2 separate regions of the Homo sapiens genome follow, and region 1 is linked to region 2. The links are chromatin loops, found by intact Hi-C in ENCODE. Cell type or tissue: mammary epithelial cell. All regions are shown on one strand.

What was found. Peaks named below come from ENCODE experiments on the same cell type or tissue, not always from the same donor. Only the 100,000 strongest peaks of a DNase experiment are listed, where the experiment ranks them.
Region 1: it touches region 2 in a loop (3-fold over the local background); 5 of 110 quality-filtered maps call a loop at or near these places.

The regions. Positions count from the first base shown.
Region 1 is chr7:21,542,553-21,547,552 of GRCh38, reverse strand. DNAH11 (dynein axonemal heavy chain 11) reads right to left here and starts at 4,514. Exons shown (of 82, transcript NM_001277115.2): 1 at 3,957-4,514; 2 at 2,404-2,547. The coding sequence starts at 4,307. RefSeq lists enhancers at 1,392-2,358, 4,691-5,000 and a silencer at 4,593-4,642. In mammary epithelial cell, no CTCF peak of the experiment used is centred here; no DNase peak of the experiment used is centred here; H3K4me3 peaks cover 1,033 bases; H3K27me3 peaks cover 459 bases.
Region 2 is chr7:21,764,655-21,769,654 of GRCh38, reverse strand. DNAH11 (dynein axonemal heavy chain 11) reads right to left here. Exons shown (of 82, transcript NM_001277115.2): 55 at 4,066-4,227. Among named protein-coding and RNA genes, the nearest start is that of CDCA7L, 180 kb to the left of the region's middle. RefSeq lists an enhancer at 3,938-4,453. In mammary epithelial cell, a CTCF peak has its summit at 2,145 (motif pointing right); a DNase peak (open chromatin) is centred at 2,144.

The DNA.
Region 1 (5,000 bases), 220 kb after region 2:
TCCAGGCAAACTTAGGCAATGTCCAGGAATATTGTAACCCCATAGTACTCAACCACTGAGGAACTGGGAGAGGGGCTTACATGCTAGGAAGTAAATTACCTGCTGTAACTGCCCCGGGTGTGCCTGCCTACTAAACACCCGATCTTGCAAGACTGCCATTAAAAGTCTTGCTTCTGCTGTACTGCGTGTCTCCGAGTCCATCCTTTGGGTTTGGAAGGATAAATGTGTTTCTCACATTATTCCATGACAAAGCCAACTTCTTTTAAAACTTAATGTCTGTGTCATGAGCTGTGGATAAAACACTACGAAATTCTGAGCCACATGCTCTGGAAAGCAATTCGTAACTCAAACAGCTAAAGCATCTCTAGAAATATCGTTTAAAACAAATAGACCTGGGATGTACTTATTAATTACAATAAATTTTATTAAATATATACAAAGTAAGTCAATTAATTTGAGGTTTTGTCTTATTTTAGTTGTCAGTTTGTGTAGTTTTTGCATTTGTAAGAAAAATAAACTTTCTCTATGAACCAAAGTAAGGTTCACCAAGGACATATACACCTATAGATAAAAGAGCAAGTGTGCCTTTGCTGTGGATCTCTTTACTTACCTTCTGTTTCTCTTTTCAAACTGTGGGGTTTCTCTTTATGACAGTTCTTAAACCATTCAATACAATTACTGAGGAAACACTTTTAAAATACAGAAGCCCAGGCCCCTCTAGATTTTTTAAATTGGAATTTCCAAGGATGGGGCCCAGATATTGACTGAGAAGAACCAAATGACATTTTCTTTATGTCTTGGTAAGCATTCACAATTATTGTTTCTTTTGAAATGTGGGCCAACGTGATACATAAAGAAATAACCATATGACATTTTATATACTTTGGCTAAGTATAAATATATAATACACTCTGGTATGGAAACACATCATAATGTTGAGGAGCAGGCATACCTTTTTCAGAATATTAAGCAGATCCTGGTACTGAGAGAAAGAGTAGAGAAATTTGAAAAAGGCTTGTATCTTCTGTTGCCAGACACAGATAGTAGAGCAAGAATTTCACAGTGTAGCCCTGCCCCTCCAAGTTCCAGTTGATAGTGGTCTAGATTCTCATATTGAACCAAAGTCATCAGATTCAGTTCAATTAAAATCTGAGCACCTGCTGCATACCAAAAATTGTTCCTGGTACTGAAGTTAAAAGATTGTCTTCCTAGCACCTCCCTGAAATCAGCTAAAGCCAATTAAATTCAACAGGAGCGAAGGGAAACCCAGGCAGGGTACAGGAGTTAGGGGTGAGAGACTTTGGTTAGTCCAGCAGGAAAATACCTCCCTTCAAAAAGACAGAAGAAGAGACTCAAAAAGTAGAAGAGGTGTGATCATGAGAGACTGGTAAATAACTAGCAATAAATATGTCAGCATTTTTCCTACCTTAAATATCGGCCTTGGCAGGACTACACTGATTACAGAGGTCTGATTTAGAAATTGGCCTTGTAGACAGATATCTAACCCAGTGGCTCCCAAAGCTCACTGTACATTAGAATCACCTGGGAATCTTGAACAACTGCTGCTACTTGGCTCCCATTCAGGACGTTCTAAATTAACTGGTATGGGTGTGACCTGGGGCATTGTGTTACAAGTTCCCCCAGGTGATCCTAATGTTCAGCGAAGTTTGAGAGCCAGGTTCTAGTTCCATGGAACCTGGTTATTTGGCAGTTGTTCTTCAAAGCTAGTCCACAAACAAAGAGCATCAGCAACAGGTTAGAAATGCAGAACCTCGGGCTCCACTCTAGACTGAATGAACCAACCTCTTTCACAAAATCCCCAGGCAGTTCTTATGCACATTAAAGTGTCAGTAACATTGGTTGAAGACTATTTCTCTATTTTAAGAGGAGAAAAAGAAAGTTTAAGAACCATTTCTAACACTTTCATCACCTTTTCCCATTATCTGCCATGAGTGAATCTTAGTCTTTAACTGTTAGTTTCTAACAAGTATAAAAAGGAACTGATAATACTCATTTTCAAAGTGTAAATTTGTCTCTACTCTGAATGTGAAGCTTAAAACCTGCTGCTAAGGTGCAAGAACCTATTCAAGTTGCTTTTTATTTGCTTCTATTGTGTTGGAAGGAAGAAAGGGAGAGAATGATCCCTGCAATTGCCACCTGTTGAATATTAGCATCAGTAAGCATGAGCTCCTTTCAGGAACAGTCTAGATGTTATGACTCCATCCACCTGGCTAGAGACTCCTGGCTTCTACAAGCTTTTTTTTTTTTTTTTTTTTTTAACCACCCCCATCCCCTTCCCTTCCCCTCCTAGCTCTTCTTTTTTTAATTATCGGAGTTGTCCTAAATAATTTCAAATGTCATGGAGATAAGTGAAAGCTTTAAATATTAAAGACAGACCAGTACCTCATCAAGGAAAGCAGATACATGTCCAAGAGACAACGCAGGTAACTCTCCAAATAAAACCACTTGAGAAAAGTCATTTACTCCAATGCTTTCAGTAATCTTCTTGGAAATAAAAACAAGTTTATGGTTTGCATCTCTTGGAATCTAAAACAAGAGCAAGATAATTAGTTCAAGTAGTTTTCTTGTTAACAAGCAGGATTTACTATATCCAACTTGTAGCTGTATTGCTAGCAGAAGAAACAAAACCTGGCATCTTGCCTGCCCTATAAACAAGGTCCTTCTACGGCTCTTCCCTAGTATGCAGCGAGTATACAGTTTTCTTTGTTCTTTTATAATGCTAATTTCACAGCATTACTGGTGTGGAAATATCACCTTTTAAAGGCATGCCAATTATACCAGTTCATTATACACCAAAAAAAAAATCTTATAACTAAAAACAAATAAGGAGCACGTAGGCATGTAGAAATGTTTCAATCCTAAAGGGTTATTTTTTATACTCTTCTCTGGTTTGGAAATAAGCCAAACTGAGATAAAGACAAGCCCAAGAGGTTAATTTGTATTTCTATCAAAGAATAGAACCGTATAACCAAAACATGCTAACATTTCCACAACTACTGAGTCATTCCATTGAACATTATAATAACTATTTAACTTAGGTAATACTAGAGTTGTGTTCTATCGCCTTGTCTACTGACAAACTTATTTTTTTTAAAGTTACAATTAGGAGAGTCCTAAAACAAAAGAATTCAAAATTCACAATACCATAAGGCAGCCTTCCTATTACTCTTTCTTCTCTGAGATCCTATTTCCCAACTATTACAATGACCACACCTAGTGATAAAACGACATAACATGTTAAACTGAGCATTGCGCTACTTAAAAATTGTGAATCTTGCTCCAAACTCATCATACTTGAAAAATACTAAATACAAGTGCTGTACGTTAGGTGATACGTTAACCTTTTAGTGGACAAATCATCGAAATTCAAAAAGAAAAGGAAGAAAAAGAAGAAAGGAGGGAACTGTTCCCTCTAAATGTTCAGTAAACACCCATGTGTGCGGAGATTGCAGGGGCCTTCCTTTTTAAGGACTTAATGTTTTTGCCTGGGGTGAAGTGTTGTTGGCACGTAATCAAAATACGTGACGAGTTACATGCGCTCTGCCAAACACCCCATTTTTTAAAGGATGTGACTCCAGAGTGACCCAAGAGCAACTGAAACGCAAGTTTTTTGGCACAGAAAGCCCACCTGGCGCCTAACACCCAAGCAGCTAAAGAAAGCGCTGGTGTTCTTGGGTTATCCTGGTCGAACAGGCTCAACGCGGGATTCTCGGTCAGATACAAACTGCTGACTTAGGAAACTAACCTGCAGCTGCTGAACTGCAGAGTGGGTGCACGTGGGGAGGAGTCCTGCGGGCCTCAGGATGGGGACTTCAAGCCAAGTTTGTTAAAGTGCCCGAGTGAGCGCCCCGCGGGAATCCAAAGGGGAGCGACTGGGCTGTCTCCCCTGGGTAGTTTTGTTGGATGGGCAGGTCCCCTTGCCCGTCGCCTCTTACCTCCTGGGAAGCCGCAAGGCGCCCCGAGGCGGCGAAGCTAAACACAAGGCAAGCCGGGCTGGTGCTTTCCAGAAACTCCCCAAGAACCTGCCGGTTGTCCTCGCTTTCCAAATACTGGCTCCATTTCTCCTCCGTGAACCCCAGCATCATCGCCAGGCGGCCGCCGAGGAAGCGCACCCGCGCGTCTTGGGCGAAACTCCGCGCTCTCCTGGCCGCCGCCTCCTCCTCGTTCTCCTCCTCCTCCTCGAGCTCCACAGCGCCCACTGCCTCCAGGCCGGCCCCCGAGGTTAGGCGAAGGGTCGGGGCTTCTCTGAAGTCTCGCGCCTCCCGGGCTGCCACCTGGGCTGCCATTGGGCAACCGTCCGAGGGAACGCGAGGCCGGCTGGCTCCTCACCCGAGACTCTGGGCCCCCCGAAGTGAGCGAGGACACCTCCGCAGGCGCCCACCCTCCTCCGCGGTCGCCGCGAGCGCAGACCCTAGTCTCCCACCTGCTGCTACTTAGCAGCCGCGCCACTGCGCACAGCTGTAGCCTCGCAGGCCGAAGCGAAGGCCTGGGACAAGCAGCGCGTCCCGTTTCCCGGGGGACGGTGTCCCCGCCCCAGCCCGCTGGGGGCGGAGTGAGCGCACCGCGCCACCGCCCAGTATACGCCAAGGCCAAGGCCGAGGGGAGAGGCCCTCGGGCTCTAGGTCCCGAACACGGCCGAGAAGCCGCGTGTCCGGGGTGGGTCTGAGCCCCCAGTGCGCTCGCTCCACTGCCCTCCGGCTCCTTCGCCTACTGGACACTTGGTGGAGATCCCAGCATTGGTTAAGTGCTCTGGATGAAGCAATGCTCTCTTGTGCCAAGGTCCGTGCTAATCTCTTACCTTGACTAGTTGACATAATCCGTAGAAAGCCAAGTCTCTGACTGGTCAGTCTTTGTTTTATGGGCAAGGAACTAAGTTACAAAAATAAGTAACAGAGAAGTTTCGGGGCCCAAGTTGAAGGCTGTTATTCACCTTTCCCAAGGTGTCCAAATATTACCAGAAGAGAGCCAGTCCTGCAATT
Region 2 (5,000 bases):
AAATTAGCAGGGCGTGGTGGTGTGCACCTGTGGTCCCAGCTACTCAGGAGGCTGAGGCAGGAGAATCACTTGAACCCGAGAGGCGGAAGTTGCAGTGAGCCGAGATCATGCCACTGCACTCCAGCCTGGGTGACAGAGTGAGACTCCCTCTCAAAAAAAGAAAAAAAAAACCAAAGAATAAAAAAGCAATCCAGCTACCTCTTTTATAGCAAGAGGACAGAACAGGAGATGGTGTGAATGGTGTGGCTGCTTCTGGTAAGGTCAGCACCTAGAGAAAAGCCACAAAACTACAAACTTATAGGGATAGCTCCATTTAAGTCAATTACACCTTCAACTGAATATTCATGTCCAGATTCCTGGGCAGCTACAAAGTCTGGACCCTACTTATGAGGTCGAGGCTTGAAGAATGGGGAAGGATGTTTACAACTACTTGTGTCTTTCCTCAGCCATCTGAAGATATGCTTAAGCCAGTATAAGACTTAAGCAGAATCAAGATAAATGTGGTTGCATTTATATTTGTCTTAATATTTTTAAATGGCTTCAATATTCCTTAGAAAGAGGATTATTTTCCTCAAATTCACACAATTTCTACTGCATAAGGTTATCTTTCTACTTTTTATTCATATTGAATAATCCTAATTTATATTTCTTTTTTAAAATTATTATACTTTAAGTTTTAGGGTACATGTGCACAATGTGCAGGTTAGTTACATATGTATACCCTAATTTATATTTCAAATAAAGAACTGTGCTTAAAGTCATTAATATGATAGAAACTCTGCTAAGATAGCTATCACTGACAAAATGTTGTCTTATACCCTTTGTGTTTGGCATGCCATTTTAAAAATGAATTTACAGACCATTGGGGAAACAAGTCTTTAAATATAGCAGTAAAATAACTTTCCTCTTAGAGTGGACTTTCTCGCCATCAGTTGTGGAAAACAGTAGTAAAATATGTCCTTCACAAGCTACCAAACTGCAACAATTGAAGAGGTGGTTGCATGGGGAATAACTGCTTTTCCCTGAAAAAGCTGATGATACGGAGTTTGTGTCATTACTTTTAAGTGGCACCACATAAGGACAGAGGATTTTAACTCATCGGTTGGTCAACATGCCCCCAAAGATGACCTCTTTCACCTTGCTCAGATCTACTCTACACCATCCAACAAACATCTCACTCCTTCACCAGACAGCTCACTGTTTCATTTCCATTCAGTAACTTCTCCTTTCATCTGGCTCTGCTTTCAAAGATGTCTATGATTCATTTTACCTTGAAAAGCAAAAACATCACTTGTTTTTCAACACCGCAGCTTCTCTTGATTTTTCGTTGTAGAAACCGTGTACTAATCACTAAGCTCTTCACACAGTTCTCTCTCCAACGAGCTTCTCACAGCCTTTCCAACACTGTTCCCAGGTTTACCCAGATGGCTTTTCCTTCTCTCCCTCCTTACACACCTCCTCCCATCTCCATTTCAAAATCTCCTTGGAGAGGTAGTGTGCGTTGACACAAAGTCTTCAGATAAATACTTAAGTGTCAAACTGTTTTGGTCATTATTTGTCAGCTGTCATTTAGTTCAATATTAGGCAACAGAAAAATAGCACAAACATTAATTTAGATGCAGTCAACCCGTACCCCTGGGTGCTGAGTGTGTACTGATGGAAAATTACACGCCAACACACACAAAACTGCTTGCCTTTAACGACTCCTTTCTCTGTGGCCAAAGGGGGTCACCTTGTGTAAGCACCTTACACTCAGCAAATGACGTCAATAATTAAGAAGTGCCTAAATTATGCTGATAACTTTCAGTCTTAAAAAAGGAAATTAAAACTAAGAAAGTGATCAAATTAGTGCTCATTCAAAAAACTTAAAAGCTGTTTTTGACCTCTACAGAAAAGACACCACAGGTTTTTAGAAGACCATGGACACATTGTACTCTGAATTATAATTATTGCTCCTGCGCAACAAATTAGGAAGGTGGGAAAGTTAAATAAGCAGCTTGCACTGAAATGAAATCATCTGACTCATTTGTTTTGAGGCACAATTCAGTTCAAGAGAAATGGGAAAGTGTTTTTAAAATTCCTATTTGGCACTCAGCATCCTATAGGAGGCGTTATGACACCATCAGATCCAGCTTAGCACCTGACAGGAGCCCTCTGGACTTAACACGATGCAAGTCCTGCCTCATCCAGCAGATGTCAACGGTCAACGGCATATCAAACTCCTTTAGCTGTTTTCAAAGTGGCACCCACCTGGACAGGAAAAAGCCTGCACAGAGTAGCAAAGGGAAGAAACTGTAAAAAGCACTGTGCCACATGCCAACTTAAACCATGCTACTAGCTCTAATTTCCTACCATTTGACAAAGTAACATGCAGAAACAAAGTGCTCTGGCCCCTTTCTCTTCCTTACCAAACCAGCCTGATGAAACACAAATTTGCTATCAGAAGATACATACTGACTCTCTCCCTTTAATAAAGCAGCATTTTGAACCCTTCTTGTAACTATCACAAGATAAAATGATGCCCTAGAAAATTCCAGAAATGCAGCAGACCTGGCAATCACATACGAAATTTGTGTTAATATTTATGACAATTATTTGTCACATTTAATGATTTTCCAGATGTTAGAGTACAAAATGTTTCTGGCAGACTTTAGAAGAGATCATTTCTTATTTTCATTTATTTGTGGAAACGTTTTAAGTGCAAGTGTAGAGGAGAGAAGGACAGGGGAGGTATATGAATATCCTAAGGCCTCTACCATATATATATCTTCCAAGTTAGATGTTGCTTGACGGCTCTTCCCTAGCAATCCACCACCAAATAATTAGATTAATAAACATTTCAGGAAAAGACTAAAGGAGAAGAGGTCTCCCTCCACAAAATTCTGTAGGTGTTGGTGAATACTTGCATGTGTACTTACCTCTATAGCTGCTTTTTTTTTTTTTGTAGAAGCAAAGGAAAATGATATTATGAACAATAAAGCTAGCTGCATACAAACAATTAAATATGTAAATATGACCAGATTTTTAACCATATGGCCGCTGAATGATACAATATACAACAAAATGTAAAAGGATTGCTTTGGAAAGGTGGCAGTTATGCCTTTTGGGTAACGGTGGGGCTACAATGGGTTGTACCTGTTCATGATAATCTTTCAACTAGAAACAGACATCATTCCTCACATATCTCCAGTTCTGTGTTTGCCTCTGAGAGTCACTTTCAGTGTCTGACCTATTCTAGGAACCTTTCACCTTATCACTCAATGGAATGAGAAGACAAAGCTCCCTGGGAAATGTCCACAATCACTTTTCCAAGCTATGTAATCAGAAAGGCACTAGACATGAATAAAACTTCATCTCCAGGAAATCTAAATCATAACCTCATATCTACATCCTTTTTCCCTCTGAATCTGAATGCTTGAAGCTTTTGTTGTTTTGTTTTGTACAACCATTTTAAAATGCCATGGGATTTTAAATTTGATTTTAAATTTTAAATTTGTCATCATGAAGAAATGACAAATATAACCCATAAAACATAAATCTGTAAAACAGTAAGTAGATATATTATTTGACTTAGTGGTTATGGGATACAGGGGCTGATTTTTCAACTATTGCTACTATGAGAATAACCACAATTCATTGCCTTACTTGGTTAAGAAGCAAGCAGTGCGTGGCTACGGTGACTACATTTCTGTTTGGGCTTTTAGTTTGGACTTAAAGGATTTATAATCAGCAAGCCCCATTATGATTCAAGGAAGTAATGATCCTGGGCTTCCAGTGAGTCAGTGCATGAGTGAGAACATACTCAAGTGCTGTGTGCGTGCCCGTGTTCACGCACGTGTGCACATCCTCCTCAGTATGTATGGTGGAAAAAAGGTCAGCCATCATATTCCTTAGAATGTAAACTAACAGATAAGTTTAGCATCTTAAACAAATCAGGATAGCTTTCTGATAGGAGATGTACTGTGGAAAGCACTTACCTACTGAGGATTTTCAGAGTGTGTGTGTGTGTGTGTGTGTGTGTGTGTGTGTGTGTGTGTGTGTGTGACGCAGGCTGACACGGCATACCTCAATTCCCTTGGTTTCCTCAATGAACCTCCTGCTGACGGAGACCAGAGCCTCCTGCGGCCACGCATGAAACCAGTCAATAGCCGTGCAGTTAACTATGGCTGGGAACTTCCGAGCTCTAACTCTCAGCGTGCGACCAACTGGAGAGAAACACAAAATGATCTGTGGAGACATGGGGGCAAGGCAGAAACAGGCGGGTGATGAATGAGCAGAGAATTACATTGCAATCTTAGACAATGAGAGAAAGGAGTGCAGCCAACTGTGACATTAAACTACCCTAAAGCCCTAGAGAGTGGACAGCAACATTAACCTCCTTGCTAATCAAAGTGGAAACCTGTCCAAAGAGGCTGCTCCACTGGACACAGAAACACTGCTGTGTACTTTCCTTAAAACTTGTCTCTCTTTGCTTAAACATTTTTGGTTATCATTAATAGGGGAAAATTTTATTCATTTACATTACACAAGTAACATTATAATAAAAATAAAAATTAAGAAGAAATCACCATGATACAATAATACCAATGTTTTCATCTTCTGTTTCTTCCATTTTGTAATTCATCAGGTTCCATAAAGCTGCATAATACACTTTAAAAACAATGTCTTATCATCTTTAATGTTTGTGTTTCCATTTAAAATGAAATACATCTACTTGAGCTTCCGCTTCAGATTTTTAAAGGAATTAAAAATTCTGTTTATACCATCACACTGGTCTTTAAGAAAAAAAATCAGTTTAAACATTCTCCTGCTGAGAATTTTTTAAGTTTCTGCTGTAAATCTAAAGTTTTGTGTAGCTATGTAATGACCTAAAAGTTAATTTAAATCTAAATATACTTCCGTACTTTTTTTAGGGACACAAGGGATTCTGTCGGAGTCCTGAGGGTGGCTGTGACATCTGGCTATGACAGTAGGTCACAGAAACTCAGTGAGAGGAGCAC